Regions from separate parts of the Mus musculus genome. Here regions 2, 3, 4 and 5 are each linked to region 1. A link is a loop called in an ENCODE intact Hi-C map of the cell type or tissue named here. Cell type or tissue: left cerebral cortex. All regions are shown on one strand. Each heading gives the region's core, and the rest is flanking DNA. Links, peaks and the distances in the headings are about the cores only.

Region 1 (6,183 bases), core at 803-5,802:
AATAAAAATACGTTCTTCAGTGTTTGTCACGCAGCTTGGTGGGGTCTCAATTGGCTGCAGTGAAATGTTTGTAAGAGAAGCATATTGAAAAGCTATTGTGTAAGTTAGAAAGATTTCCATTAAAATAAACGGGTCTTATTGCAGTAAAATGGCATGCCCCACTGACGCTCTGGTTTAGAGAGGCTTAAAAGCCAATCAGAATAAAGAGAAATTCAAAGAGTTAAAGGAAGGAACCATCCTGTTAAGAGCTATCAACACTCCACACTTGGTTTGGTTATACTATCAGCATTAAGTACCCAGAGGTCTTCTAAAAAAATGACCCCTTTTTAAAAAGTTAAAATCTGACAACAATTCTATGACCCGTCTCAGAGTTATTTGAGCACGTGATTGGCTTTAATAACAGAGAAAAATGAGGCCAAGTTTTTAAAGATGAAGGTTGGCAACATGGGGTTGTCGACGTAAAACGTCAGTACACACACACTTATTAAATAACACCCTGGTATCATGAAAGTTGTCATCACCCATCCTCTGAAAGTGGCAACCACAACTGTAAAGATGGATCATTGCTGACAGGAAGGAAAAGGGAGAAAAGAAACTGAGTTCACAATATGATTTTATCTTTGCTACAATAAATAAATAAATAAATAAATAAATAAATAAATAAATAAATAAATAAACGACACGTGAGACTTTGGAAATTTCATTGGAAATGAGACTTATACCTGTGATACACTCTTTCAGGTGCACTTTTTTTTTTTCCTAAGAACTTTTTAAAAAGATGCTTCACTGTAAAGGAGCGAGTGTGCTCTAGGTAGGTATTATAGTATAGTGTGCTGCCAACAGACGTAAATAGATAGCAATATTACAGGCGTCTTTTTAAGTCGCAGTTTATTGTTTCAGCTTCTCAATAAGCCAGATAAAATCATAGACAAGAACATTGAGGATTAAGGAAAGGCGTTTCCTTTGGTGTGATTACTGGCAAAAATTAAGAACAAAACCAAACCAAACCACTCACCTTCCATTAAAACAACGCAGTAAAAAGGTAGTAATATAGTTGACTGTTGCTTTCCTACCAGTTTGGATACCCAGTTTTCAGGGCTGTTGAATGTCTGTGAATGTTTGTGCCTTCTTTGGTTCCCGTTTCGTAGGAAAAGGTGACACTGTATTAGGTAGATGGGACCCATACTTCTGAATATATTAAAACTCCATTCCCCGCCCCTCCGAACACTACAGTGCTAGCAAAAATAAGCCAAAGATGTAATGTCTATTTAAATACCCGGTTGAGCTGGCTGTTAGTTCTCAAATTAGATTCCATGCTCGGGCTAGAATCAACATGGTTTAAATATTAAAAACTTCATAATTCATATGGCCCACCCCACCTTTTCCCCACATTCGGCGAAGGAGAGTAGACATGTCTGTGAAAACTTGTAGCTCCTTAAATACTGTAGGGGAAAATGTGCCCAGGTTGGTATGCAAGGACTTGAAAAAAAATGCTTGACATTTACAGATTTTATTCAGGCCACAAGGAATCTGCGAAAAGATAGATAGATCTACGGCTGAAAACACAGAAAGGAGGGCTGTTTTACGTTTGTTTTCGCACCGCCCCTTGTTTTCCTCTAAAGTACATTTTGTATACTTAAAAAAAAAAATACACTCATTGGTTAAGACTGGAAACCTCAGCTCCCCCCACCTAGCTGCCTTCTGTCTTCGGTTTTCGAGTTTCAGGTCCTTGCACAACACCTAAGACGTGCAATACTTTTTTTTCGCCCTAATCCTGGCAGAGAACAGTTCGGAGAGATCTCCCTCCGCGTCTCCACCCTGATTTCCCCCTCTTCCTAGATTCCACCCGCTCCTCTCCTTCCCTCCGCCCGCCCCGTGCTCCGCCGGCCCAATCTGTCAGAGAAGTTGTGTACAAACTGCGCCGCAGCCCTGCGCGCGAAGCTCCTGGCCCGCGAGGGGTGCGGTCGGCCCGTCGGAGGCGGGACCTCGTGGGCCTTCTTTCCTACTGGCTACCCTCTGGCCCTGGGGCCTTGCCATTGGCCACAACGCTGCCAGTCCGGTGAGCTGGCCCTGCCTCCCCGGAGTTGGGTGAAATAGAGGCGGGCGTCAAGTGTCAGTAGTCGCGGGGCAGGTACGCGCTCTCTTAGGTTGCTGGTGGAGCTTGGGGGTGGCGGGAGCGGGTTCCGGCGAGAGGGTGAGCGAGCGCTGGGGCGGGGCGGGAGAAAGTGGCTGCCCGAGGACCTCGGCGGTGACGCGTGGCCGAGCCCAGGAGCCCCGATCTCCGTGCCCGCCTTCGTGAGCGTCTGGCTGCCGGCCCAGGGGTCCCCCGCCGCGGCCCCCCGCCGAGTCCGCCGTCCCGTGCCAGCCCGAGCGAGGTGGGATCGCGATCGCTCCGTGTCCCGCTCCCGTAATCCCCAGACCGTCCATGCCCACGCGGGTGCTGACCATGAGCGCCCGCCTGGGACCACTGCCCCAGCCGCCGGCCGCGCAGGACGAGCCCGTGTTCGCGCAGCTCAAGCCGGTGCTGGGCGCTGCGAACCCGGCCCGCGACGCGGCGCTCTTCTCCGGAGACGATCTGAAACACGCGCACCACCACCCGCCTGCGCCGCCGCCAGCCGCTGGCCCGCGACTGCCCTCGGAGGAGCTGGTCCAGGTAAGCAGAGCGGCCGGCCTCCCTTCCCCGGCTCGGGCGTGTCCCGCCGCTACGAGGCGCGGGCGACAGGGGCCGCTCCAGACTGGGACGCGCGGGAACGGGTGCCCGGGTGGACAGCCCCGCCCTGCGCTCCCAGACGGGGCGCCGGGGAGTGGATGGGGGAGCAGGGCGGGGGCCCACCCGGATCTGTCCAGAGGAGCTAAAGAGAGCCGCGCGCTCGCGTGCACCTTCTCTTTGCTTGCGTGGGGATGAAAGCTTGTGCCCACGCTCAACTTGGCTTAAAATGCTTCTTGACCGCTCTCTCCCGATGGCCCTGGCCTTGGAAGTCCACCTGCCTGCGTCCTCTGGGGTGAAATAGAAATGCAAATTGGAGTACTGGGGTTTCATATACCCCCGTGGAGGCTCACCCTAGAATGTATTGTAGGGCCCCGTTTGGAAAACTAGAATCTTAAGGTTGTATTGGAACACCGCTTTTCCCTTAAAAAGAAACACGGACAAAAAAGGCCAGGGGTGTTGTTTTTCTTAGTGTGCGCGTAAATTTCCTCTCGGAGTCGCGTTGAAAGCTGGCAGTTGGCTTTTACACTTGCCCAGCAGCCGAATTAGAGCAAGCGCCTGTTTCTTTCGCCCACGCACGGGAGTCATATAGCCTAGAAAAAACTTCCCGGGACTTTTAGCTAGTCCCAAGGAAAAAAAAAATTGGAAACAGACCCACATGCAAACAGCTGGAAGAGCTAAAATCAGAAACCACTAACCGCCACGGGAGCGCAGTGCACGAAAGGGTTTAAGATCGGTTTATTTCAAGACGCTTAGTTTAATAGCCTCTTGCTGTATTGTGTATTTGCACTGAGCGCCTATTTCTTGGGGTCTGCCAGTGTCGTGGTGCTTTGAGAAGACAGTGGCATTTTGTCAGATGTGACTCACATGGCTACAGCATGAATCTTTATTTTTAAGTCCTGCATATCCGGGAAATCCCGTCCGTCCTCGTCCACATCCAGATCTTGATGATCTGAGGTCCGAGGTGACATTTCTTTGGAAAATTAAAAGCAAAATATACGACTCCTATTCACTGACTGAGGTGAATGGTTCTATGAACCATTTCATTTACCTGGGGCTTGATCTTTTTCTGACTTCCTTTTTTTTCAATGTCAAAAAAAAAATCAAGAGAAAGCGTTCGTTATATTAGAGAAGAGAGCTGGGGGAAAGATAGGCGTCTGGTCAGTAGCTGGATTGATTATGTATGTTCTTAAACAATCAGGGCCTGGAAGATATTTGGTTATTTTATTCTGGTAGTTTTCGCTCAGGAGATAGCAAGATGACTGCGCTTTTTACAGAGGAAGGGGGAATGTAGCATTGGCCCACGGAGAGGACATGATAAATGTTTTGCTGATGACTGTGCCTGCGATGCAGCAGCCTCTCCCCACCCACGGGAGTCTTAGCACCCGTCTACCAAGGGAGTGATTTTTCTCCTTGATAATTAAAGATCTGTTTTAGATAGGGATATGAATAGGTCCATTTCATTATGATAGTGACCCATTACCGAATCTACTGGTTCAAGTGAACATTTGGACCAAACGTTGAGGGTGCAATTGTTTTGTATCAGTGGATACAATACAGGCTTCTGCTCCACAGGTTCAAGTTTCTATTCAAAAAGTATTGAAATGGCCAGAGAACATTTTATATTAGGCCTGATAAAATAACCTAGTCCACACACAAAAGCCCTTTGGAATAATTATTTTTAAGATTTGCACAGGTTTTAGTTTTCAAGTGTAATGGATGTGAACAGATTTGAGGCAGTTTGGCAAAACTGTGATACCATAGTTTAACTGAAGATATACCCTAATTTGACTGTGTGTGCGCGTGTGCGCGCGCGTGTGTGTGACTTGATTGCATCAGAAAATGTTTTGACCTCCACCCCCCACCCCATTTGCCTTTCACTTTTGTCTGGGGATGATTTGCGGGAGTGACTTTAGTGAAGACATGTCGTAGAGTCTTGGTTAACCGATAATTACACAATTGACAAAATAAACTTGTGTGTTCATAAGCAACACTTAGGAGTTGGCCCCTGTACTCCTGTCGAGTTTTTAAGTAAACCATATTATTTATTTATCCTTCCTGACTGAGTCGGGTAGATTACGTGTATTCGTCTTTTCTTTTTTAGACAAGATGTGAAATGGAGAAGTATCTGACCCCTCAGCTCCCTCCAGTTCCGATAATTTCAGAGCATAAAAAGTATAGACGAGACAGTGCCTCAGTGGTAGACCAGTTCTTCACTGACACTGAAGGCATACCTTACAGCATCAACATGAACGTCTTCCTCCCTGACATCACTCACCTGAGAACTGGCCTCTACAAATCCCAGAGACCATGCGTAACACAGATCAAGACAGAACCTGTTACCATTTTCAGCCACCAGAGCGAGTCGACGGCCCCTCCTCCTCCTCCGGCCCCCACCCAGGCTCTCCCCGAGTTCACTAGTATCTTCAGCTCCCACCAGACCACAGCGCCACCACAGGAGGTGAACAATATCTTCATCAAACAAGAACTTCCTATACCAGATCTTCATCTCTCTGTCCCTTCCCAGCAGGGCCACCTGTACCAGCTGTTGAATACACCGGATCTAGACATGCCCAGTTCGACAAACCAGACGGCAGTAATGGACACCCTTAATGTTTCTATGGCAGGCCTTAACCCACACCCCTCTGCTGTTCCACAGACGTCAATGAAACAGTTCCAGGGCATGCCCCCTTGCACGTACACCATGCCAAGTCAGTTTCTTCCACAGCAGGCCACCTACTTTCCCCCGTCACCACCAAGCTCAGAGCCTGGAAGTCCCGATAGACAAGCTGAGATGCTGCAGAATCTCACCCCACCTCCGTCCTATGCCGCTACAATTGCTTCCAAACTGGCGATTCACAACCCAAATTTACCTGCCACTCTGCCAGTTAATTCGCCAACTCTCCCACCTGTCAGATACAACAGAAGGAGTAACCCGGATCTGGAGAAGCGACGTATCCACTTCTGCGATTATAATGGTATGTGGTCTGTGTGCTCAGGGCATCAGGAGGGTTTCATGTTCCAGAGTGCCAATAGGTAGGGTATACCTGACAGTTAAAGAAATCACCTATTCGTAATATTTCTGTGTTTTATGCTGATGTATAATGGCATAAAACACCAGCCATGGCAATTCATGCCTTTAATCTTAGCAATGAGGCCGAGACAGGAAGATTACACGTTCAAACTAACCTGGGCTACATAGTGAGATCCTTTTATTATTTACTTATTATTTCTGTTTTGGTTTTTCGAGACAGGGTTTCTCTGTATATACCCCTGGCTGTCCTGGAACTCACTTTGTAGCCCAGGCTGGCCTCAAACTCAGAAATCCGCCTGCCTCTGCTTCCCAAGTGCTGGAATTAAAGGCATGTGCCACCACACCTTTAATTAAAAAAAATATTATTTTTATTTAACGGTTAGACCATTCTAGGAAATAATCTAATTTAGATTTCTTTCTTTTTAGTAGTAAATGACAACTT
Region 2 (6,183 bases), core at 370-5,369, 590 kb after region 1:
ACTGTGGATCTCAGGCACTTTCTTTTAAAAGACACTAACTCTCTGATGGGTCAAGAGAACTCCCTTCTCTTTAGTGAAAACAGTATTATATTTGTAACATTTTCTATGCGTATTGATAGCAATCTAGATTGAAAAGGTTTCCTCCTTTTAGGTGGCAATGGGAACTGCTTGCTTGCTAAGGCAAATCGCCATGAGGATGGCTGCTGATGGTCGCTCTGTGCCACCAAGGCAATATACACAGGCAAGCATCTTCTCTCTTTGCTATTCTGCGCTCTGCAAAAAGATACTTGCCAATATGGCTGTCTTGCACAACACTTGTCTTTTTTTTTTTTTTTTTTTTTTTTGGTTTTTCGAGACAGGGTTTCTCTGTATAGCCCAGGCTGTCCTGGTCACTTTGTAGACCACGCTGGCCTGGAACTCAGAAATCCGACTGCCTCTGCCTCCCAAGTGCTGGGATTTAAGGCATGTACCATCACCCCAGGCCTTGTCTTCACTTTTAAATCTCATTCATTAGCATGCAAAGAGTTGTGTGTTGAGCAATGGAGCACTCAAGAGCGGCCTGTCTGGTTTTATTTGGGGACTAGTGCTCCTAGTGTGTGTCTTCTCACATAAAAGTTTCGTAGAGTGGGGAGAAAGGCTAGTTAGCCACCTCTCATGCCATCTTGTCACACTAATGCTAAGTACATATGTGCTGCCATACAGGCAAGCATGGGATTGACGGCTCTCCTGAAGGGATCAACCTGGCAGGTTTGTGAACCTGTCAAGGACTGGGTTGAATGACAAGAACACAGACCCTAGAGCAACCAGGGCCTCAATTAAAAATGGGCTTTTTTCCCCTTAATGCTTGACCCCTGGTGGATCTTCTAACCTGGCTCACTTCCTGGGATTTACATAGCCAGTAAAAAATGTCTAGCATACTTGCGTAGCTGTGCATGACTTTGTGGGACAGAGAAATGTGTGTACCCTCCACGTGAGATCTTCATGTGTACAAGGATCCTAAGCCCCTACAGTAAGCACACACGTTGGCTGTTCTTAGCTTAGCATTCCCCTCCCGCATCCTCGCATCTATCTGGTCAGCTGCCATGAAGGTTGTTCCAGAGCCCTCCAGTATGTAGCCTGATACTATTAAGACATTATGGTGGAAAGGAAAGGCATGTGGGGAAAACTAAGGCAAGTTGAACAACATTCTGGGCCTACTTGGGGGCACAAGGTGTATATGTGGCGGGGACGGCGCATGTCAAAGAGCTTAATAGGCCAGGTGACACTGAGGCATTCTGGAAAATTAAAAGACGTTATTGACCAATGGAGTAGGAAGAAAAGAGTCAAGTAGGCAGGCCATTTGAGGTTGGAGTTGAAGGTCAGAATGAGCTGCACAGACCCAGGCTCATCTGCAGAGCTAGGCACCATTGCAGCTGCTTGCTCTCCCCTGGATACGGTGTGAATTATCTACTCTGCTATGGGCAAGCTCACCAAGGACGGTCCATGACTTTTTCTGTGCTTCTGAAACTCCATCTATAGGAATGGAGAAAATGTTCAACCAGTAGTTGCTGAGCTCATCCCATGGATATGGCCTTTCAAACGGGAAACTGAAATATTTTAGTAAGAATGTAAACAACTGTTTATTTACTATGACAGTGACATAGTATGCTTACTAAATGGCAGTTAGCTTCACTTCCAAACAACTACCGCTCATACATATCAAATCCATTAGAGTCCCAAGTAAAGTTATTTAATTGTAGCCATAAGTTTACAATGACATAGCTCTATAGCTGGATCCACTTCAGCCAAGGACTGCCGAAGGCCTAGGATGTGTTATCACTGTATCTATCTGCTTCGGTTATAAAACTGATGTCCTGAGTCACACATTTTTAATGAGACTTACAACATCTGGGGATAAAGCTAAAAATGAAAATCCGTGAGATTGCCACACCTTTGGTAGCTGCTCCAAGCTTATCAGTTACAGGACAAAGAGAGATGCAGACTTTAGTTTCATCACTTCACATTTCATATTTCATTTTTTAAAATTTCTCAGCACACTTTGTTGTAGTGTGAGTGTGACTGACACCCAGCCTCACCAACAAACAACCATCCAGAAAAATCCCACTACCACCAACAAAAAAGCCAAGACAAGACAAAACAAAAACAAAAACTAACCAACCAAACAAATACCCAAATTCATGTTGAAATTTAATCCCTACCATGAGGCATTTAAGGAGTAGTAAATAAGTCTCTCAAACATTCCTGTCTCCTGTCCTGTGACAGCCACCACGGGACTCCAATATCAAGAAGGCCACCATCTAATGCAGTCCTTCAACCTTGAACCAGACCCAGAAATCAGGATCAAGCTTAATTCTTTAGATCTTGCCTAGTCTGTGATACTGTAACATCAGCAGCAGAAGCAGACTAAGACAACCATGCAGCTCACAGACTACATGAACTCTGGCCAGGACTTACAAGCTACTTACCATGAGGATTCTACCCTGAAAAGAGTCAGTTTTTAGATGGTATCTCAGCACCATCACTAGGCTGTGTGCTTTGTCTTATAGTTAATAGAGATAGGAGGGAGATCCTAAAAGGGGAGTTCAAGGAACCATGAGCAATGACGCAAATATCAGAAGTAGCACTGTATGTATCTGAAGGTGGACCCAAAGGCCACCGCGATGGACAGCTGTCCGAGAATCTCCCCAAGCCACTTTAGAATCTTATTCAGGGAAAAAAAAAAAAAGAAATCGAGATGTCAGTTTAGAAGAAAGAAATACATGAATAGCAATAAGAAGCGATGAGTCAGGGGAAAAGTGAGACCGTGGAATCTGGAGCCACTTAGCATCACCGCGTGGGAGGGAGCGTAGGTGTAAGTGGGGCTTAAGTGCATCACACGTGTAATTTATAAATAACAGTGATCCGGTTACAGCACATGCCCCTTTCATCCGAGGAGGCGTTGCTAATTAGTGTACAGTTTCCTTTACTTTTAAATGTAAATAAGGACAGATTTCAGACACGGTCTAATCATCCCTGGTTCATATTTTCAAGCCTCCATAAGTAACCTTTCGATGTCTAATATTCTGATATGAGTTATTTTTATGAAGGCAGATACATGAGAAATGTATCTATCTCAAGTTCAGTTTATAGAACTTGATATAAATTCTATCAAATAAATAAATATAAATATAAATTTTAATGAACATTAAACAAAACTGCCCTATTAATGACTCTCCCCCACCCCCGCCCCAGATTTGTGGCAGAGGCATAATATCAATTTGTAATATGAAATATTTCCAATATTTATTGAAAAAGAAAAGACATGTTGGGATTATTTTTAGAAACTTGGCTTGAAATTTAACTCCGTTTTCCATTCATTACTAAGTTGAAATGCTCTGTGGAACATTTCATTCTGATTGCCACGTTTCACTTTAGTGTGTCCCACACAGCAGGAGAGCCATCATATTTCCCACCTAGACTAGCTGCAACAGCCGAGTCTAGTGCTCCATCTAGTGGCTGTACGCATTACTGACACCTGAGAGCTAAAACAGCATTGAAATTACTTTGTGGTTATCAACCTTCCTAATGCAGCGGCCCTTCAAGACAGTGCCTCAGGTGGTGGTGATACCCAACCATAAAATTATCTTCGTTGCTACTTCATAACTGTAATTTTGCTAATGTTATGAATCATATTGTAGGCATCTGTGTTTTTTAATGATCCTAGTTGACCCCCATGAAAAGGTACTCCGAGCCCCAAAGGTTGAGAACCCCTGCTTAAGACAATAGTGAACAACCTAAATGATGCCATATTTTCTTTTAGAATGTACACTTAATATACCTGTACTATCTTTAAATGAAGGAAATGAAAAGTAGATATTCACTGTACAAGTAAGACTCCATTAACTTAAAGCTTCTACAATTTCATTTAAATACACTGCATACCTTATTGTGTGGAAGAAATATACAATGTAGACGAGAGGGTAGGAACAGTGGGCCTGCTGGCAACATTGTGATGACTCCTGAGCTACATTTTCTCCTTTGTAATGTTCCTTTAACAATGTAGCCTCGGCAGGGGTTGCCATCATGACACTATTTCAAAATAATTGCTCACATATTCCTGCCACTACCTGAGCGGCACAGTAACAAAACAGAGTTGATTATTTTAAAATTGAAATTATTTAAATGTGCACTCCCAAACTCTTCTTTAATTGTGTATGCATTGCTAACATGTAGAAGAGTTCCCTTTCCTGTATCCCTAGAAATGTTTACAAGGTTGCGTCCTAAGGAAATACACGAGTGGTCAGACACTACTAAAGTGCAGAACTGTAAAACATTAACACGATAATTACTGTGTCCTTCTTAAGGAAAGTTTCTCACTGCAGCCCGCTCCCTTCCCATAGCGTGCGCGGATTTCGTAACTCATCAGTTATAATCCCAAACTCCACATACAGTATTTTTGGTCACACATAAGGATCTTACTCAACATGCCTGAAGCAAAGGTAAGGCTAAGAAGCTGTTTAGTAAAAGCATGCAAGCCAGCCTGAATTTCTATAGAGCTAGTGCTGATTACATTTTACTCACTATGTTATGAAATCTTGTATATAATTATAAATTATAAGCTAGCCTGGGATCATTTGACACCAGTTACAACAAGCTAACCAAATTTTACTCTTTCTTTCTATTTGAGAATAATGTCACTTGACTGTCATTTCAAGAGGCTATGCCTGCACAGACTAGAGTGGTCCCTTGGTATCAGAGAACTGGTTCTTGCCCCATCCTCACAGATACTCAAGGTGTAAGATAGAAACCAGTGAAGTATTTGCATCTAACCTCTGCGCATCTTCTTGTACACCCCAGATGATATCTGGCTGTTTACAGCATCTGAAACAATGCAAATGCTTCCCATAGCTTCTATGCATACAGCTAAGGGATGCTGACAAGAAAAAGCTCACAGATGTTAAGTAAGATCCAAGACTAATGTGCAGGAGTAGACCCTTTGGATACAGAGGATTGGCTGTAAGTGATTCCCTGGGAAGGGGATAAATGGATTTGATACATTTTGGGTTTTGAGCTGGAGTTTAGCGAGTATATGTTGCTGCAGACTAGAGGTAGCATATCTACACGAAGAGCCTGCCATATGGAGGTCTCTAGGATTACAACTCAGGGTATTTTCTTTGCATTTGTCATATTCAATCTGCCCATCAATCGACTGGAAAAGATGAAGGAGAGATGGTGTGTGTGTGTGTGTGTGTGTGTGTGTGTGTGTATTATTCAGATCCTTTTGACTTACTGATTTTAACACAATACCGTAAGTCACTACAGTGGGCTTATAATATGTATTTTCTGGATTGGAGAATGTAACATATAAATCCCCAGGCTGCCAACATTACAGCAAGAGTTCCCTGGATCCCCAGAAGTTGCCTCAACCTCACCTCCAGAGCAAGTCATCATTTCAGGGATAGCTCAAACATTACAAGCCTAGGTCTAAAAAATTAATCGGCTTCTATCTGCTACAATGGATAAACTAGATCTCATTGGCAGCATTCCTTGACCTACATGCTCCTAATAGAGTTAACTTCCAGAAGACTTACATATATTTTGTCCACATTAAGAGACTTCCATAAATATCTCTTCCCTCAGTATATAGGGAACACAAACCTTATAAAGACAGCATAAGGAGACAGGTGTGAGCGTACCTAGAAAAGACATGGCTGACAAAATCGGGAGTGTCTGATCTGGAGGTCAGGAGGTACTTCACCATGACCCAGTGAGTGCCAGTCAGTGTCGGAAAAAGTTTGATCAGTTGAGGGATCTCCATCCACCTGGAAGCCCCAAATGGCACCATAAGAGGACAGACAGGACTCTGTCTTAAACTTCCACCCAATGTCTTGCCGATGAACAAGCTGCCGGTGGACGTCCATAAGGAGAGCTGGAAAACCTAGTGTAGGGGCAGCAGTCCTCGTGTGAAAAAGAGCTGTGCAGACTGAACAAGACAAAGGATGTACGAGTGTGTGGAAAACAGCGGAGAAGTGACTTGCTCCTAAGCAAGAGCTCCCTCTAACTAGAAAACATACTCCGTGTTGTGATGTAGAAGGCTACTGTGACCTTGAAAGTCTATGAGGTCATCTTACTAATAACTCAAGCTTACTAATTCTGCTTCAGCTGCCCATGGTTTACGTTGCTTTGAATCATCGTGAATAACTG
Region 3 (6,183 bases), core at 706-5,705, 160 kb before region 1:
ACTCTTTTCAAAAATGATGGCACACATCTATATTTTGAAGTGTTTTCCTTTATTTTCTTATAGTAGCTTTAAGGCTCTGTGCCTTACATTCAGATCTTTATCTATTTCCCAGAACTACTTGTAACGATAAGTCTGTTTCTTTTAGGTAGGATATGTGCGTGTGATTTATTTTCTTTCAAGGATTTTGGCTGGCTGGCTGGCTGGTTGGTCGGTCAGTTGGTTGGTTGGTTGGTTGGTTGGTTGGTTGGTTGGTTGGTTGGTTGGTTGGTTGGTTGGATGGTCCTTCAGTTGGTTGGTTGGTTTCGGATTTGAGCTTACTCAGTATTGTGTGAGAACAAATGTTGTTGGGCTTGGGGTCCTCTGAGGAGTCAGTCTCTCCTTCCCTCGTGAGTTCTGGGTGTCACACTCAGGTTATTGGCCTTGTGCAGTAAGCACCGTGACCCGCTACGTCACATTGACTACACAGAACTTACTTCCCATTGCTGGGTGGAGATCATAGTTCAGTGGCTGAGTGCTTCTTAATATACACAAAGTTCCGAGTTTAGTTCTGAGAACTTCAAGCAAAAAAAGTCCCTTGACCATGATGTCTTTTTAGTAGTTTTTGAAAGTCTGTACATATCTCTAGAATACCATTTTAAAGAAAATGTCCGCATACTTAGGCTTGGTATCCTTCTGACTGTGTGCTATGAAAGACGAATGAGACGGCACTCATTGCAACGTTGGTTTTCAGATCCCAGGTCTTGGACTCAGACTGCCTGCATCTCACGTCGACCTTCTCTCTCTTGCTAAATATGTACTGCTATGCTAATAGCCCTCATAATCCTCAGACTATCTCTATTGATCAGCAAAACTAAAATGTCAGCATTTGGTGATGGAGAGATGGCTCAACGGTTAAGAGCTGTTTTTCAACACTGGCTGTTTTTCAGAGAACCTGTATTCAATTTCCAGTACCACACTGGGGCTCACAGGTGACAACGCTGTCACCATCTGTAAATCCAGTCTGGGACTCTGACACCATCTGGCCACCTGAGTACTGCATGCATAGGGTGCACATAGATGCAGGCAAATATCTATGCACATGAAGTAAAAATAAAAGAACAATTTTTAAGTTAAAAATTTTGTCTTTACCTGCTCAACATTTCTGAAACAGTGTTTTTAGGTATTCTAAAATGGCTAAGTTTTCTAAACACACTGTAAAAGCATACTTCATCCAATATATTAAAATCTTACCTGGAGAACAAGAGCTTATTTTTTTTTTCATGAGGGAAAACTGTGACTTTTTCTTTTGTCTTTGCAGAGACCATTATAAAACAGAATATGAAAATAAACTACATGATGAACTGGAACAAATCAAATTGAAAACTAATCTAGAAATTGATCAGCTTCGAAGTGCCTCTAGGGAAATGTATGAACGAGAAAACAGGTAAAAAGGGAGAGAGAGATTGAGCAAGCCTGTTTGGGATTATAATAATTTTACTGAAATTAAATGCTGTTTTTGAGACCTCTTTCTTCATAGTTGTAAATATAAATTTAATGGGAATGTTAACATTCTAAATTCTTTGATGGCTAATTACAACAAGGCTTATCATACTTTAGGTCTTTCCTAATGTGTCTGTTTCCTGTTACCTCAGTTTAAAGACAAGAATAAGAGAAAAATTAGTAAATGCCAAGACACCAAAAGTTATCCCAACCATTTCTCTTGTATACTTGTGAAAATTGAAATAGTAAAATATGCAATGTTATATATTTTATGTATCCTGAAAGATATTATATCAGATAACATTGAGGAATATTTTTATTCCCACAGTTACTTTTGAATTGTTATATGCTAGGTCCCCCTAGTAACTGGGAGCATTGGAAGATTAAATGAATGCACTTATTTCACTGACAGTTGTTCTCATATGCTTACTCTAAAGTTAATCTGGCATTTAAACTACTTCCTGCTTTCTGTCTTCTCTTGTTTCCTTCCTCCTTCCTTCACTTCCTTCTTCCTTTCTTCGCTTCCGTTTTTCCCTTTCCCTGGTGTCCTCATTTTTCCACCTAAACACGTTACCAACTAGGGTATCACTCAGCCTAAATGGGCACAATGATCTGCAGATGGGCCCAGCAAGCCCTAGTGGGTTAGGGGTAAGAGATCAGATCCCATGTTGACCAGCTTAGTGGGTAGTGATTAAACTTGCTAAAACATTAGAAAAATAAAAGGCCTTAGTAGAAACTGAATTTAGTTTCACTGGAAGTATCTGTGGGATATCCAAATAGTAGTGAATTCACAAATCTTACCTTACCAAGAGAAAGGTCTGTGCATGACAGAGAACTCTGGCAAAGATAATATGTATTATATAAATAATTACTATTTAGTTTTGTGGTTCATTCATTTCTCCTAGGCATATTGTAGGCATTTTGTAGGCTTTTGTTTACATAACCTTAAAATTTATGGCATAGTTCTATAGTACAGCATGATTTTCCCTAAACAATAGCCATTACTATATATTATTTTACTATGTACTTATTGTGACAGTTTCGTGATGTTTCAGTTGTCCATCAAAAAACAAGAACAAAGAGAATCATTTCAAATACATCCTAGCATAGCATACGTTTACATGTATTGACTCTCTCCCCGACTAGGAGAGATAGATAGGTAGATAGGTTGGCAAAGCTGACTAGAAAACTGGGCAGCAGGCGAAGTCAGCAGAAGGATAGTCAGAGCCTGCTGTGCTCATCCCCAGGGCTGCTCTGGATCCTCATTCACAGTGAATGGAAACTTTCTGTTTAGGCTTCATTTCTGAAGGGACACAATACCCTGACAAAAAACAGCTTAGGAGAGAAGGGTTCATTTTAGCTCACAAGTCCGTCCTGCTGGGAAGTCAAAGCAAGCCCCATCTGCAGGTGAGAGCACGAGAGTAAATTATGCACTGTGAGTGCTCAGCCTGCACTCTCATTACAGAGTTCTGGGGCCTAAGCTGGGAAATGGGGCCTCCCACATCAATTAATGCAGTCAAGACAGTCCCCTCACGCGCCAACCTGATCTAGACAACAGCTCATGTACACTCTTCCCAAGTGATTCTGGGCTTTGTTGAGTGGGCAATTAAAACTAACCATCATACCGCCTAACCAGAAAATTGATGGGATCGGACCCAGGCGCTTCAACCACAGGGTTTTAGATTGACCTGTAAGGTATTAACACTGTGACACAGTTGCCACCAGATGGCGCCAAAGTGCAGCGCAATGCTGTGCCGGCTCGGGGACACCTTAGTAGCTTTTGAATGTACAAGCTTGCTTTTATTGTTTTTCACTTCACAGGACTCTGTCCCGGTACTTATGTGACTGAATCCTCACTATGGCAGATCTGAAATATATCTATAACTTCTGTCCCTTTAAGTCCTTAACAAGGTGTAAGTTCTTTTGAAACCTTACAACTTAAAATGATTAAAGAAAGACTTTAATATTCCTTATAAAAGAACAAAATTCAAGCCAGGTGTGGTGGCACATGGCTTTAATCTCAGCATTCAGGAGGCAGAAACAGGCCAATCTCTATGAGCATGTGTTCAAAGCCAGCCTGGTCTACAAAGCAAGTTCCAGGACAGCCAGGGCAGTTACACAGAAAAGCTCTATCTTGAAAAACAAACAAACAATTAGTTTTGTTTTGAACAAGGTAAATTAAGCTGGCTGTGTATTACATTATGAGTTAAACTATAGCAAGTCTTTAGTCTTTAGCCTCGCCTCCTTATAGTTGCATTACCTTTTGAAGAGCGTAAGCAGCTAAGAGTAGAGAAATACCTTGGTAGCAGGAGGCAGAATGAGAGAAACTCAGTTCAGTGGTAAGAATTATTATGTAAATAACTTGCTTACTAGGTCTTTGTAAAGGCTACAGTCCCTCTTGCATGTTTTGAAATAAGACATTTTCCACAAATTGAGGTGCATACGTTCAACGCCAGTATTCAAGAGGTTGCCCAACCCCTTTCTTAAAAAGAAAAGACAGTATTCCATGAGTGAAAGATTTTGAGCAAAAAGACTAAACTTAGGTCCTGTCCCTCACAGCACTTGCTAGTGGGGGGAAAGCGACTGCCTAACCGTGAGTTTTCTTTCCTCTTTATAAGAATGAGCTGGTAGAAGGGCCCATGAGGTCTGAATTAGGAAGGAAATGTGAGAAGTGCATTGTAAGTGATAAAATACGTAATGAGTATAGGTATGTTTATGCCTTTTGCCTGTGTATAATAAAAATCATTTATATGATGACAATTTACGTAAAATGGTTATTATATAAAAGCTAACTGGTACATGAGAGTGTTACATTAAAGTCCACTGTTAGGAAATCTAGAAGGTCTACACAATGACTTGTTTCCTAAGCACCTCTGAGAGATAATAAAGGGGCAATAAACTAAGGTGCTTGAATTTTTCCAGAACACACAACTCCCTGGAATGTGAGATGTTCTCATAGCACGGAAAAGAAACTCGTGTAGTCCAGGCTGTGAGTTTCTTAGGCGCATTCACTAGGCTCTGCTTGCTGCAGAGTCTGGAACTGCAGCAGCTCACAGTTGTGTGAAAGGGAGGCCGCAGTGCAGAGGCGACTGAGCGGTGCTTCTAAGTGTGGCCATTAGTGCAGTGTTGCTTCGTGATTGTATTTCCTTCCTGTTAGTGCTGTCTTGATCACAGTGGACTGTCCCAAAGGCCACAAGAAGCCTCAGTGACAAACATGACATTTCCATAGAAAATTGGTGCTATGAAACAGCTTTCTATCTTGAATCTGGATTTATTTACGAGATCAGTTGAATCTATTTAACCTGCCCAGTAGATGAATTTGGAGCTAGATTACAGAGATTCCATCCTACATTTTAAAAGTGAGTCTCCTCGTTAGTGCTTCAACTAGTACTCCTCTTGTTCATATCTTACCAAATAAAATGTATAATTTTGAAATTTCTGTGAAAATATTTAAGTCTTTTTCTCTATTTTATCTTTGAGTTTTTGGTCTTTTTAGCTGGATTATTGGGAGTGAAGGGGTCTGCAGGTAACTTGGTGGACTGTGAGCAGCTGGGATGGCCTTTGTTGCAGCTCTCCTTTGTTATTACCCCATGTGCCTCAGGTGGTTCTTCCTGTCACTAATACTTACTTTGCGATGTGTAGGCTGTCCCACATAGACTGAAGGTGAGTTCCCCGTTGTGCAAGAGTTTACATACACATGCTTTGTGCATAGTTCTGTGCGCAGTGGGGGAGCCTGGGAGAGCAGGATGAGGCTAAGTTGTTACAGGAAAGCCTTCACAGAGGTTTCTAATGGACTGATCAGGGCTGAGCCTCGACACTGATGCAGAAGCTACTCGGCTGACCACCCACCATATTTATTCACTTTCATTTTAATAGTAATTGCTGACCACTGTTTAAACTGCAGCACCTTGATGAATCTTAATGAGTAGTTTTGTTTCGTAAATTTCTCATGCCTATGGACTTCTCTTGTATGTGTGTTTAATTTCATATGAATTGGTTACCTACTTTGAGTTCATAGTCACAGCTAGAAAGTATAAAATTCCATGTAAGCACTATTTTTGCTACATTCAAAGAATACCTGAGGGCTGGCGAGATGGCTCAGAGGGTAAGAGCACTGGCTGCTGTCCCCAGAGGTCCTGAGTTCAATTCCCAACAACCACATGGTAGCCCATAACCATCTGTAATGAGATCTGGCACCCCCTTCTGGCATGCAGAAGGTATACATGCAGACAGAACACTGTATACATAATAAATAAATAAATCGTTAAAGATCGGGTAATTTATAATGAATGGGAATTGATTATCTCGCTGCTCTGGAAGCTGAGACATTCAATATCAAGGTGCTAGCATTTGGCCCGGGCCTGTTTCCTCCATCCTCACATGGCAGAAGGCCAGAGAGCATGTGAGAGAGCAAAAGGCAGGGGACTTGCCCATGTTAACAGCATCAATCCCACTCAGAAAGGCTTCTCCCTCGGAGCCTGCTCACCTCTTGAGTACCTCTTATGATGACTGTTACAGCGGTGATTACATTTAGACACCACTCTGGGAAGGCATGGCCATTCAAATCATAAAACTAATTATAATAGAAGAATAGGAAATTATAGCATTTTCAGTCAATAGTGATCTCAAAACGTTTCTTCTAAAATACATAGCTTTTCTTAAGCAAATTATTAAATGAGAATTTCTTTTAGATACAGTAGCATG
Region 4 (6,183 bases), core at 804-5,803, 330 kb after region 1:
GCTACAATCTCCTGAGTTCTAAAACTAGGAACAAGTGCCAGCACACTGTCTTAAGACACTGCTGAACACTTTTGGGTTTCTATTCCATAGAACAATTAGAGTAATTTTCTTCAGTGACTTTTAGAATTCAAAAAATTTTTTTTTGAAAATTTTATGTATCTGTCATAAACTCATCCTTATTGAATAAAATATCCAATTTCTTTGGTCAAGAAAAATTTGATTGTTTTAATTTTTTTATTTATAAATGCTTTTCCTTAAATTTTCCAATATGAGATTTCCTTCCCAACTTTGTTATCAGGAAATAAGCACAGTATATATTCCCCTTTTCTGCTCTGACTTGGTAATTGCTAGTGTTTGAGGGCTGGGTGGATTGTCCAGCTGTCTCTGCATTTCAGTTTGGGCTACTCAGTAGGAAGTTGAGTCGGCTTTATAGAGGGCAAATATCTTTGCTTTTCCTTTCTGCTCATTTCCTCTTTCCTTTCCTTTCCTTTTCTTTTCTTTTCTTTTCTTTTCTTTTCTTTTCTTTTCTTTTCTTTTCATTACATTATTGAAAAATATTTTCTACACTTCAGAATCTGGATCAATAGCATGCTGGCAGGCTGGTCACCTGCCCGTCCTTTCAACCTCTTATTGTGATTGCTATGACGACAAGAACGCTGACCACCCCAGTGATTTTTGGTTTATGGTCAGTCTATTTCTGCCTTCTCCATTTCTTTTAGCATAGGAAGTCCCATTCTAAAATCAGGAACTGCTCATGATGAAAGAAACTGACATCTATAGGGTGGGCCATGTCCTGGGAACCGGACCAAGTCACTCTAATCTGATAAACCTTTACATCCTTAGAGAAACTGTCTGTGGAGCCATTACAACTCCACGAGATGACAAAGAAGCAGGCGGAGTGTTTCAGAAACTGAATGAAGAGCACACGGTCAGTATGAAGCAGTGAGATTTGCCTGAATACAGAGTTTATACAACAGTGTGGTTGTCTTCCTAGCAGTTGCTGGTTCCTACGTCTAGCCGCCTGCACCCTTCAGAAAGGATTTGAAGCAGGTGACTTTGTTACTAACCTCTGTCTTGCTGCCACCCTTAGTAAGCCTGAGAGGCCACGGAGGATGGCGTCAGCTGCAGCTCCTCCTCTTCCAACTCATCTTCTCATTGTCAACCCTGACAAACTTACACCAGAAACTAGATGGCCTGGCTGGGGACAGTGCTGGGCAGTTTATTGGGTTAGCATGGGGGAATTAAGGTTGGTAATTTCTGTACTGAGAATGGTCTTTGATCTAGAGTTTTCACGAGTTCTCTGGTGATAATTTTTCTTCAGCAACTTTTTAAAGTTCAAAATAACTTTTGGAAATTTGGATACATGTATACAATGCATCTTATTATATCTCTCTAGCCATTCCCTCTCTCTAATTCTCCTCAGCTTCAAATTTCCCTCCACACTTCCTGTCTCTCTCTCTCTCTCTCTCTCTCTCTCTCTCTCTCTAAAATAACACCCAGAATCCAATTAGTACTGCCCATGTGCACGTGGCTGTGCAGCCATCCCCTGGGGCCTGGGAAACCCACCAGAGGTTCTAGTAGCCATCCCTTGTGTTTGGCAACTTTTCAGAAGTGTGTGTGTGTGTGTGTGTGTGTGTGTGTGTGTGTTTGTGTGCACATTTCATATTGGATACATCCTTCCTCAAATTACTTTGTGAGATAAATTCATTAAGTTTTAAAGAAGGGTTAGTGACGGTAACTAAGTGTAAACTAGCCCTTTAAATTTATCTTTTGATTTTCATAAATGTCTACAGGATAGATATCATTAACTGTTTTTTTTTTTTTCCTATGGATGCAGACAGGGAGGTAGAGAACAATTGAGTTGCTTAGATACCAGGGTCCCAACCTAATTCAACTGAAACTTAAAGCCTGTTTTGTTTTGTTTTCTTTTCATATATATATATATTTTAAAGTACTTTCTGCTTTGCTAATTTGAAACTGCTCCCCATTTCCCCCACCAAAAATCTATATTAAAAAAAGTACAGCAAAACAAACCCAGTAAAACCAAATCATTTCTCAGATAGCTAAGCATTTAGCCAATCCAGCACAAGGCCATGAGGAGCTGTCAGAGATGTTAAGATGCAGCAGGCTGTTGTTAGAGAGATGGATGCTAATTTGTCAGCAGTCTCTACTCTGCTGGGAGACAGGAGGAGGGGCTTCTGATAACTGACAGCCAGTTTTTTTTGTTTGTTTGTTTGTTTTGTTTGTTTGTTTGTTTTTAGCCATTATAGGGATCACAGACTATTCTTCCATTCCCTTTAGATCAGAGTAAAATCTTGTCTAAGGCAGCATATTTGGGGGTAGGGCATTTTTTTTTTTTTGCATGGCTTCTAATTTTAAAGTTTCTTAGGATCTTCTTGTTGCTCTGAACACATTCAGGACATAGAAAATTATCTTCCACTCCTGGTTCTGGGATAATACAGGCCGGTAACAGGAGGAGAAAATTCATCCTTTGGGGAGTGTCTGGAACCCAGGTCTGTCCAGCAAGAAATTGCAGGCGAACCCAGCCTTTCTTACGTGCAGGGAGCTGCCTGCCATGGACTACACACCATCTGAATCCAGTGGCTTGTGGCAGAAAGGCCTCCACGTTAGACGGAAGAGGACATCGATTCTTAGACATTGACTGAGCTGCTCTCATGGCAATCCTTGCCCAGGCTGCAAATGTGGACTCCTTAGGTGAAGTTAGAATTCCCAGGATACCATTCTCCTGCTTCTTCCTTTGGCACCTGCTTGGAGACCCGATTCCTCTGGTGACAATCTTGGATTTCTTGGGACTCTGCTTCATTCTGGCCTCACGAGATGTATTGGGAATATAACATTCTTGTTTAGAATATGAGTGTCTCTGAAGTCTCAAATAGACCTCAACTTTCTTGCCATCCATGCTCAAGTTATGATACCGACACCACTCCCGAAGAGTGTTCCGGGACACGTCCCTAATAGGAGGCAGGCTGGGCGGAGGACAGGTGCTTGGTATGGATCTGGTTGGATGTTTGATTCCCGCATGCCTCACCAGAGAACGAACGGGCTGGTGGTGTGTGGTCTGAGGTTGAAGAAGAAACATTTGATTGCATAGGGTAGTCTGTGATTGACTCCTCCTCCTCCTTAAATGGGACCAGCGTTAAAATCATACTTTCTTCATCCAAGTTTTCCTCAGATTGGTTCTCGTTGAAAGTCTCCAGGCCGAAGTATGACATTTTCAGGCAGGCTGGGGAGAAGACAAAGGCAGCTGCTGAATGGATGCCGACTTCTTTTATAAGTCTTTGTTTTGTTTTCTTCCTACCTTCTGTACACATTGTTTTTGTTTTCGTGTTGCTGATATGAATAGGTGGACTGTTGTTCTGACAGTTGTGTAAAACAGAGGAGTACATTGTGTCATTGAGAAATGAGACCACTAAAGAAAATGTCAAAGCTTCAGTCAGGTGGACAAAGATCTCTGCCTCGCAGGTTGTGGTGAGCACCAGCACGGTCATTGATCAATCTCCATGGTTTGATATTCGCCTCTAAAGAGTTTGCTATTCCTCACTGACAACAGCATCACTAAAACACCTTGTTGTCTGAACATCTAAGAAAGCTTCAATACTGGTTTGTCTAAAGGCAGCTTGGGGGTTAACCAAACCGCTTTCTCAGCCTTGCCTCTGCGTGCAAGGGATGTGGTGGTGGTGTTAAATTTACACCGAGGTGGTGGTGGTGTGTTCTTCGTTTCAAACTCCTTTATCTAGAATGTGATCTTGTAGAATTCGCTGGTCCTTGGGAAGAATCGAGTTCTTCTCTGATGGCATTTCAGAGGCGGGAGAAGCAAACAAGTTCTTCCAGTGTCGGGAAACTATGACTCATCTCAGCTCCCATGCTTTCTGACTCTGAATGAAGAACGGCAGTGTTCACATAGAAACCGTATAATTTGTCACGTTGAGAACAGGCTGATCTTGTTCTAATGCTCTTGCAGAACTCCAGCTACCTTTATATGAGGAGAAAACTTCAGAAATTAATAAAATGAGGTTCAGCCTCAAGGAACATGACTAATGCATCTGAAATCAGAGACTCAAAGACACCAGAAAGGGGAGGTGCTTGCAGTTTTACCAGGAAACAATTTTGAATTGCTTGAGTTTTGTTGTTGTTGTTGTTGTTTTTGTTTGTTTGTTTTTTTGGTTTTTTTTTAGAATCATGGCAACATTGTGTTCACATTTCAAACACCAGAACATTTCCTCATTTCATAGATATAAACGGAAATCAGCCATTGGATAGAAATAGAACGAAAATATAATCCCTAAAGGAGAATATATTAGTATCTTGATGTTATTTTATCATGGACAACGGGTCAAATACTTGTTGCAACTGTTGAATATTGACCCGTAGGTATGATTTAAATCCCATATTAATTTCCAAAGATAATTTGTGTGTATCCACATTTCCCAGTGCCTAATGCCACCCCCAGACATGTACCTGTCTGTGGGAGTGAGCGTGCACGTGCGAATGTGTGAGTGTATGAGTGTGTGTGTGTGTGTGTGTGTGTATTAGCGCGCACGTGTGCACACGTGCATCTATGCACCCTTGTGCTGTGATGATCTATGCAGTCCTGTGGACAAGTGAATACGCACAAAAATATGCATAGGTAATAGCCAGGCCCTCGGAGTTGTCAGATGTTTTGAACATTGGTGATGGGCAAGGTTCCATGTTTGGTGACTTCTGCCAAACTGCAGAGTGCAAAATGAATTTTATCACTCAGAATCAGTTCATTTAGAGATGGGTGCGACAAATAGCTGTTTTGCCCAATCCCTTTTGGTTTTGGAGAGTGAGCTAAGGGTTCTTTCATGAAGTAAATCTATCCTTTCAGAATCACCCGGCATGCTGTGGTTGCCTCTCATCTCCAAACTGTTGCCTAGCAAGTAGTTGCTCCTTGAATATTTATTTAGAAGTTCTCTGGCTGGTGGATGAGTAAGTGACAGATAAGTTTCGGAGAGATTGCGCAAGCCCCTGTCTTCAAGGGGAGCCCAGGTGTTTTCTGCTTTCTTCCTAATTTCTTGCCTTCTCTAAATGAGTTAATCAATTCCTTTTCTCTTTGATCCTTAAGCCCCATTCCTGGAAACGCCACCTATTGTTAGCCAATGGAAACCTTTTCTTCTCTCTTTTCACCTCTTCCCCTAAGCCTTGCTGAGTAACTGGGAAAGCAGCGAATTCTCCTGAAAGTCCACTTTGTCTGAACTTGTGGGAGGTTGTGAGTCACCCGACTCCTGAGACACAAAGTTTGCTCAAATATTTACTGCTCTGATCTCTGATTTACTTAATATTAACGCCAATTGTCTGGTTAGCCTTATACCTTTGGTATATATACTAATCTTACTGTTTGTCTCAGATCCCAAACTACCTCAGCATTCTAAATATGGTAAATTTGGGATCCTTTCCAATTAAGGTTATAGACAAAATTTAAAATACGTTTCTATTTTTTCAGAACACTAGCTTTTATTTCAGACAAAGCCTATTGACTTCCTTATTCTCAAAACTTTCTAACGATCTTTCAGGGCAAGAGATGTTTTAAACACAGATTTTTTTTTTCCCCTCTCTCCGCAGAAGAAAATTAAGTCCTCAGAAAAGTTCCAGAACTGTGTTTAACGTTGAGATTTATCGGATTCCTCAGAGAAAGTTCTCTGCTCCATATTAAAGTCTTCCCACCCCACAGTCACAAACAACATGTCTTTACATGTCTTTACATTACAGGAAGGACTGACATGGCCTCTCTGATATCACATTATGAATGAAGAAAGAATAGGCAAAGGATAAGGATTATGGGATAGCAAGATACACTCAAAAAATATTGGCAGTGGCTGTCTCTGTAGTTAAGGGTGATCAAGATTTCCTTTGAACCATTCTGTTTTCTAAATTCTTAAAATAAATAAATAAATAAATAAATAAATAAATAAATAAATAAATGATAGAGTTAGTAGTCTGTCCATGGGCTATTGTTCTCCTCTTCCCCCTTTGCCAGTGCTACTTTCCAAAATTAGGTGGTGGTGGAAGGTTCCAGAGTTGGAGGTGATTGGTGGAATAGATGTGACAATGCTTTAGATGCCAACAGCAGGCTGTGTTTGAAGTCCCACCCCCACCCCCACCCCGTACCCCTGACCCGGACCCGGAACAATTAGAGAGTGG
Region 5 (6,183 bases), core at 522-5,521, 450 kb after region 1:
CTTACTGCATAAATTCCAAGGTGCTATGTTGTAAAGAGTTTATGTATTTATTCAAGCCTGTGGCTTTACATTTGGTTCTTGGATGACAAGTATCGGTACATTCTGGGAACTTGTTAACCACACAAGGTCTCATCGTCCTCCCTAGATCTGCTGTAATAAGATCTTTTAACAGTTGATCCAAAAATCTGCTTTTCATAGAGAGCTGCCGATCAAGTTGGAGAAGCGCTGTTCTAGAACTCTCTGTGCTTCGGATGTGGCAGCCCCCCAAGGAGGAGCCCAGCAGTTAGAACTCGTGATTCAGACTACTCCTCACTTCCTTCTATTTTTCTCTCCATATGCTTTTCTGTGCTGACTTGGAGCACATACTCTGCCAAGGTTTTGATTGATGCCCTCTTGTGGCTGTGAGGATTTCTAAATGTACAGCAAAATTCTTTGACCTACTGCTCCCTTTCTGGCTTCTTATCTCTCTATCATTCTGGGAAAACTCAGTCTTAATGATCCGACATTATTGGAAGCAATATTCACCACCGTGTCCTCCCCGCACAAGTGTTTCTCCCCTCTATTCCTGTTTATCATCACTGATCTCACAGCAGGACTGGACCCAGTGTCAGCTGCATGAATCACTTATCTCTCAGGCAAAGTTATGGGGGGGGGGTAATAAAATCTCAGTAACAAAATAGTACTTTAATGAGATATATTTTAGTTAAACTTTCTATGAAATTATTCGTGATGAGCTATATGAAAATTTTAAAGTTACTACCATGAAGCTGGGGATGTGACTCAGTGGTGACACACTTGCACGTACAAGGTTCTGGGTTTACCCCCCCCCCCCCCGGACTGTCTCCCCACAACATGCCACCAGAATAAAGTTAACTTTGCTATGACTAGCCATGGTGGAGCTTGAGGCAAAAGAGAAAATCTGTGGTACTAATCTTGTGAAATTTAAAATGTAGTCTTTTCATGGATACTATGCACATGTTTCTCCTTTTCCAAATAATTCATAGGATTTCTTCACATTAATTATTGCAGTTTTGGTGGCCACTCATTTGTTACTAGACAAAGCATTCTTTGCCTCTTATACCAAAACAGTGCTTCAGAACAGGGCCACATCCTCTTCCCTGATCACCTAAGTCTTGCTATTTTCAAGCAAGAACAGATACTATGTAATGACTTGACAGGCATCAAGAAAAACCTGTTACTGGACCCATCACACCCATCTTTCCCCTCTGTATTAGCTTTCCATGTCATAACTAATACTTTAGCCAAGTATTGGCGGGGGGGGGGGGGGAAGCACATCTCGGTTTCAAAGGTGAATATTATAAATCCAGACATCTTTCTTATATTGGCTCAATACAAGATAGAGTTCTAGCAGAGGAAGTGGCTCCCAAAAGGAAGAGCTTGGAGGAATCTGGGGCCACTGCTTGTCCCAGGGCTGGGGGCAATCTGATCATCTATCTTTAGCAACAACATAGCACTCCACACCATAACTCTTGCTCATGGACCACCTTGTCATTGGGCTCTGGATGAATCTTTAATTAGATTATACTTTTTGATTTCAGAAACCCTCCCCCCCTCAGACACACACACACACACACACACACACACACACAGACAGACAGGAATTGGGCAGCCATTTTAGTCTAGACTATAATTGACCTCCTTCACGGTCTTTTTATCACTTCACAATGCATTTGAGACAAAGCAGAATTGTGATGTCATTGAATAAACCAAAGCAGCATTTGAAAAGGTTGGAGGCTGGGTTGCCTTCGTAGTATGTTCACTAGCTGTGATCGCAGCTCTCCAGAAGCTTCTAAGGCTATGAGATGGAGACCTCAAATGCAGATACACAGAACAGCACACACAAAGTCGTTTCTACCACCACATCTACCCATCAAAACAAAATGACAGTTCAAACGTGTTCTTGAGGCATGGCACTGTTTCTTTCATACATTTCCAAACCAAATGCAGCCGCAGCCGCAGCCAGACTCACGGGTCTTTGAAGATGCCAGAGTACTCTGTGCACAAATTCACCTTTCATGCAAAAAATTCCAAAACCCAGTCTACAAACATGCCCTTCATAAATCACCAAAGAGGCTCTTAGTTGCACTACTGCATGAATTAAAATTGTCAGGACTCTTTCCCTTTACAGAAGTCAGTCGGTCTCCTTTAAAGTTCTGAGAGCTGTCAGGTTTCTAGAGTTTGAACTCCAATAAAGAAACACGATTTTTCTTTGTATTTAGGGGTTTACAACAGAGTGTCAAGCTCCGACCTGTTTTGAAAGTCGCCTGAGCAGGTTGGGATTCTATTACTATAGTAACATAACAAGATAAAGGATCTTAAGGATAATTTTTTTTCCTAAGATTTTTCAAGAGATTTCTTCTTGCCATTTATGGCTTGAGAGAATTATCTTGTGTAAATTTATGTATTGTGAAATTATCTGTCATTGGAGTGTTTAATTTTTCATGCTTTTATAGTCTAGAATGCACCGTAAGTGCATTGAGCCAAATGAGGAGCCTTTGGGACACCTTTGCACCAGTGAACACTGTTGTGCTTTTGTGGGGTTTTGTGGAGTGTGCCAGTCTATCGCCAGACAGGGGGCAAACTATGTCAAATGTGGGGTGACTTCATTTGTACTCTGACGAAGAGCCATGTGATGTGCCAACCACTGAGAGGAAAAAACAAGGACCGTATTAACATATGTCTCTGCCATTAACCTTGAAAGCCACTATACTCACATCTTCCAGAGGATGGGGCACACTTCCTAGGTTATTGGACAAGTGTCCAATCCACCACAATTCAGTAGACACCAAATCTACCAGGCACCTTACAGAAAACTCAGCACAAGAGGCTCGGGGTGTGTGACATAAGAGAGGGACTACCATGGCATTATGCACCCACACACCCTTTACTTCTCTGAAGCCCTCAAACAGTTGGAAAGTACCCTCTAATCACATTACTGTCCCGGGTAACGTGAGTCATAAGGATAAGATGCCAAAGTTTTCCAAATCACTTTGCACCCTAATATATATAAATAAATCATGAAGTGGCTTAGAGTAATGGGAAGTTATGAGGAACTTTTTCTTCTAAACGTTTTAAAATGAGTCCCAAGCATTATCCAGCCAGAGACGGGAAAGGACGTTAATGTTTACAGGTTTGCATGCACGCACAGGTTCTGCTTGGTTCGCGGTGGCTCTTCCGTCCTCCCAGGGGCTGTCTGCTGAAGCATTCCCTGCTGCTGTGGGTGAGTCAGTCCTTTCGGTTGGATACAATTTGCAGCCCCATTATCCAGTCTAATCGCAGCAAAATGCAACCAGAAACATCCTCCCACCCCCACCCGCCAAGTTGCTGGCGCAGGCAAATGGGAAGCTTGCTCATGTTCATTTCGGTTGCCATGACATTTCCTCAATTACCTCACGGACCTGAATCACTCGTCCTCGACGCTGTTTTCATCCCGACTGTCTGGAAGACAGAGACTTGTTTTTGTTTGGAGGTACTCAAGAGAAAACCATAAGCGGGTCAAGATGCTATGGTTCTCTCGAACGTTGGACAGGCCCGGAATGCCCTTGGAAGCTTCAATCTACCTTAGGCTGACTGTGAGAGCCAGCTGGTCACATAAGCACTGGGATTTACTTATTTTCAAAAGAGGCATTCCTAGGCAGCACCCCCATTTTACAAATGTGAAAGAACACCTCTAAAGGTTAAATGTGGAGGAGTCATAACACATATAACTGAGAAGAATAATGGACGGTGCAGACTCCTGAGATGCGTGTGGGAAGGCATGGAGAGGCGTGCATCTCCTAAGGCCTTTCTTTCCCCTGTGTCTGTTTCAGATGCTCTGAAACGAGCTGTGTTTCTAAGTGTATCATGAAAAGGCATTAATCAAATCTGCAATATTTGTCTTTAGAAGGAGTTTTGGCACGATATTCTACCCTTTTTGATGATATGTTATAGTATACATTGAGGCAGCCCCCCCAACACATAAATAAATAAGAAATGTTAAAATGTAGCAATATTTGCTCACACAGCAAGGGATGAGGTATGGCTTTCAGTAAGAAGGGAAGAAATTATATAATTAGCCCTGACTGATAGCTCCATGACCAAGTCATTTTATAAAATTAGCCTTGGGAGGGAGGCATTAATGGAGACAGAAATGAAATCAATGATCACGATAATAATTGTCTATTTCTATTAAGAATGCATAGGAATAATATTTTAAATTCCCTATCTTCTAATCTCACTCCTACCAAGTCTTCCTACTGTGCGTGTTATTAAACATGTTCTGAGCAGAAGGGAAAGGCAAGAGAAACCTCTAACCATCTTTACTATGTCCAACCTCTAAAAAAGAGCCAGGCTGGTCTTTCCCAGAAGTGATGAGAGTGCATTATTTGAGACTGCACGGTCGGTTGTACAGCCTCTTCAAATAGGTCTGTCCTGCTAATATTTATGAAAGGCCACAGGTTCCTCTATCTGGAAGATCTTAGAGGAACCCTATTGTCTGAGCATACTGAAGCTTTCTTTCTCTGAGAAAATCTTGGCAATGGGAAACACATTTGCATATTTATTTATAACAACTGTCACACTTCTCTTTTCCCCCCTCTAAAGAAAATAAGTCTTTAATTTTCTATTGAACTTGTTCAGTTGACAGAAAATCTCTTATGCAGCAGCCTCATGCTTAAAACATGAAGCAGGAGCAAACTACCAACACTATATGGAAATCGTCTGGAAGAAAGCTCTTTTCTGGTTGGAGTCATTTACATTGGAAACACAAACATGATCTTATTGAAAGAAGTGCTGTATGAGCCGAATGGCTGAAAGAGATTTTAAGCTTCACCTCTTCGGAGTCCAGGGAATGTGGTAGGAAATCGAAATAGACACATGGTGATAATTTTAGAAGTGGGCTTGCATCCCAGTTGTGACAATTTTTTTTTCCATAGCATCTTCTAAGGTGATGTATTTTCTAATACCGGAGAATACTAGAAAGCTCATCTTAGAGAAATGCATTACACATTATCTGATGACGTTAGTGGCTCATAGGCTTATATGTACATATGCCTGTAACTTTGTGCTTTGCCTAAGGCCCCTCCCCCTCTTCATTCCGGACACTTTGAAGCCTTAGAATCAGTGAAGCCAGAAGCCCACAGCGACATCAGCAAGACCTCTTAACCCAATTCATCTTTGAGGAAGTTTGACTGTTCCTTCCCTCCTCTGGGCCCATCCCTGAGGTGTTGAAGAGACAAGAGAGAGAGACGTGGTGCTTGAAGCTAGCCTAAAAGACACATTTTAAGAGTGATCTGGGATTTTCACTTAAAACCATATCCTGCAAAATGGACTTAACTTTTGTGAATAGGTCCTGCCTTTTAGAACAGCCTGGAAGAGAAGAGAAAAAGACAGTGCTTTGGTGTTAATTTGCGTTCTGCGTAGAGACGGGGGGGGGGGGGTCTTTTCTATCTCCTTTTCTTTTCCCACCTCCCAAGCTGACCTATTCCTTCTGAGCCAATCAAGTGTCCTTTACTGAGCACCCTCTGTTGCAGTGTAAGGTACTCAGAGTTATACAAAGAAGTCCAAGACTTGGTGCTCCATTTCATGATGAGAGCTGTCAGAGTAATACGAAAATGGGCTAGAGCTGAGTTAAGGAACGGCAGTGAGCGAAGGAACCCAGGCCTGCTTACTGAAGGATGTTCTCAACAGGCAATGGCGGAAGGACCCAGTTCTCTAAAGGGACAATAGCGTTTTTTTCGAAGGCATCACAAAACTGGAGAGTAGTGAGGAGACCTATTTCACTCTTATTTCATATTTATAAATATGAATAATGAGTGAAACATTTCACTCTGGATTAATTGTATTAGCCATACAATTTCACTGAAAAGTAGTATATTATTGTGGATTAAAAATAAATAACCTGAAAAGCAAGCTATCTTTTCTTCCTCTTCTCACACTTTCTGAAATGTAAGTGTATCTTTTTTTTCCCTGACTGTAAAGATGTTAAGTATTCTAAACTTTGTTGTTGTTTGAGATAGGGTCTTGTATCGTCTATCCTGACTTGAAATTCACTCGATAGCTTAAGCTAGCCCTAAACTCCTAGTACTTCTGCTACAGCTTCACAAGCTCGGGAGTTACAGGTATGCCAGCCAACACCACCCCCACCCACCCTCTAAACTGTTTTAAACGTCATTAAGGAGAGTG

The links. Peaks named below come from ENCODE experiments on the same cell type or tissue, not always from the same donor. Only the 100,000 strongest peaks of a DNase experiment are listed, where the experiment ranks them.
Region 2: it touches region 1 in a loop (4-fold over the local background); 11 of 42 quality-filtered maps call a loop at or near these places.
Region 3: a loop joins it to region 1, with 4 times the contacts of the local background. A loop is called at or near these places in 11 of 42 quality-filtered maps.
Region 4: it touches region 1 in a loop (3-fold over the local background); 2 of 42 quality-filtered maps call a loop at or near these places.
Region 5: it touches region 1 in a loop (6-fold over the local background); 6 of 42 quality-filtered maps call a loop at or near these places.

The regions. Positions count from the first base shown.
Region 1 is chr14:99,296,570-99,302,752 of GRCm38, forward strand. It overlaps Klf5 (Kruppel-like factor 5), which reads left to right and starts at 2,122. Exons shown (of 4, transcript NM_009769.4): 1 at 2,122-2,653; 2 at 4,812-5,685. The coding sequence starts at 2,426. In left cerebral cortex, for the core only: CTCF peaks have their summits at 2,721 and 5,141; DNase peaks (open chromatin) are centred at 2,017, 2,715, 3,314, 3,542 and 3 more places; H3K4me3 peaks cover 3,267 bases; H3K27ac peaks cover 2,366 bases.
Region 2 is chr14:99,891,436-99,897,618 of GRCm38, forward strand. All of the region lies in intron 6 of Klf12 (Kruppel-like factor 12), which reads right to left. Among named protein-coding and RNA genes, the nearest start is that of Gm22970, 120 kb to the left of the region's middle. In left cerebral cortex, for the core only: a CTCF peak has its summit at 3,492 (motif pointing left); DNase peaks (open chromatin) are centred at 2,835 and 3,477.
Region 3 is chr14:99,139,240-99,145,422 of GRCm38, forward strand. Pibf1 (progesterone immunomodulatory binding factor 1) reads left to right here. Exons shown (of 18, transcript NM_029320.3): 9 at 1,298-1,423. Among named protein-coding and RNA genes, the nearest start is that of Dis3, 43 kb to the left of the region's middle. In left cerebral cortex, for the core only: a CTCF peak has its summit at 3,204 (motif pointing right); a DNase peak (open chromatin) is centred at 3,208.
Region 4 is chr14:99,627,434-99,633,616 of GRCm38, forward strand. The region is part of intron 1 of Gm34061 (a long non-coding RNA gene); the gene reads left to right. It also overlaps the pseudogene Gm9298. Among named protein-coding and RNA genes, the nearest start is that of Gm33880, 4.8 kb to the right of the region's middle. In left cerebral cortex, for the core only: no CTCF peak of the experiment used is centred there; DNase peaks (open chromatin) are centred at 3,865 and 5,139.
Region 5 is chr14:99,745,051-99,751,233 of GRCm38, forward strand. No RefSeq gene overlaps it. Among named protein-coding and RNA genes, the nearest start is that of Gm22970, 26 kb to the right of the region's middle. In left cerebral cortex, for the core only: no CTCF peak of the experiment used is centred there; DNase peaks (open chromatin) are centred at 3,346, 3,797 and 4,727; H3K27ac peaks cover 1,555 bases.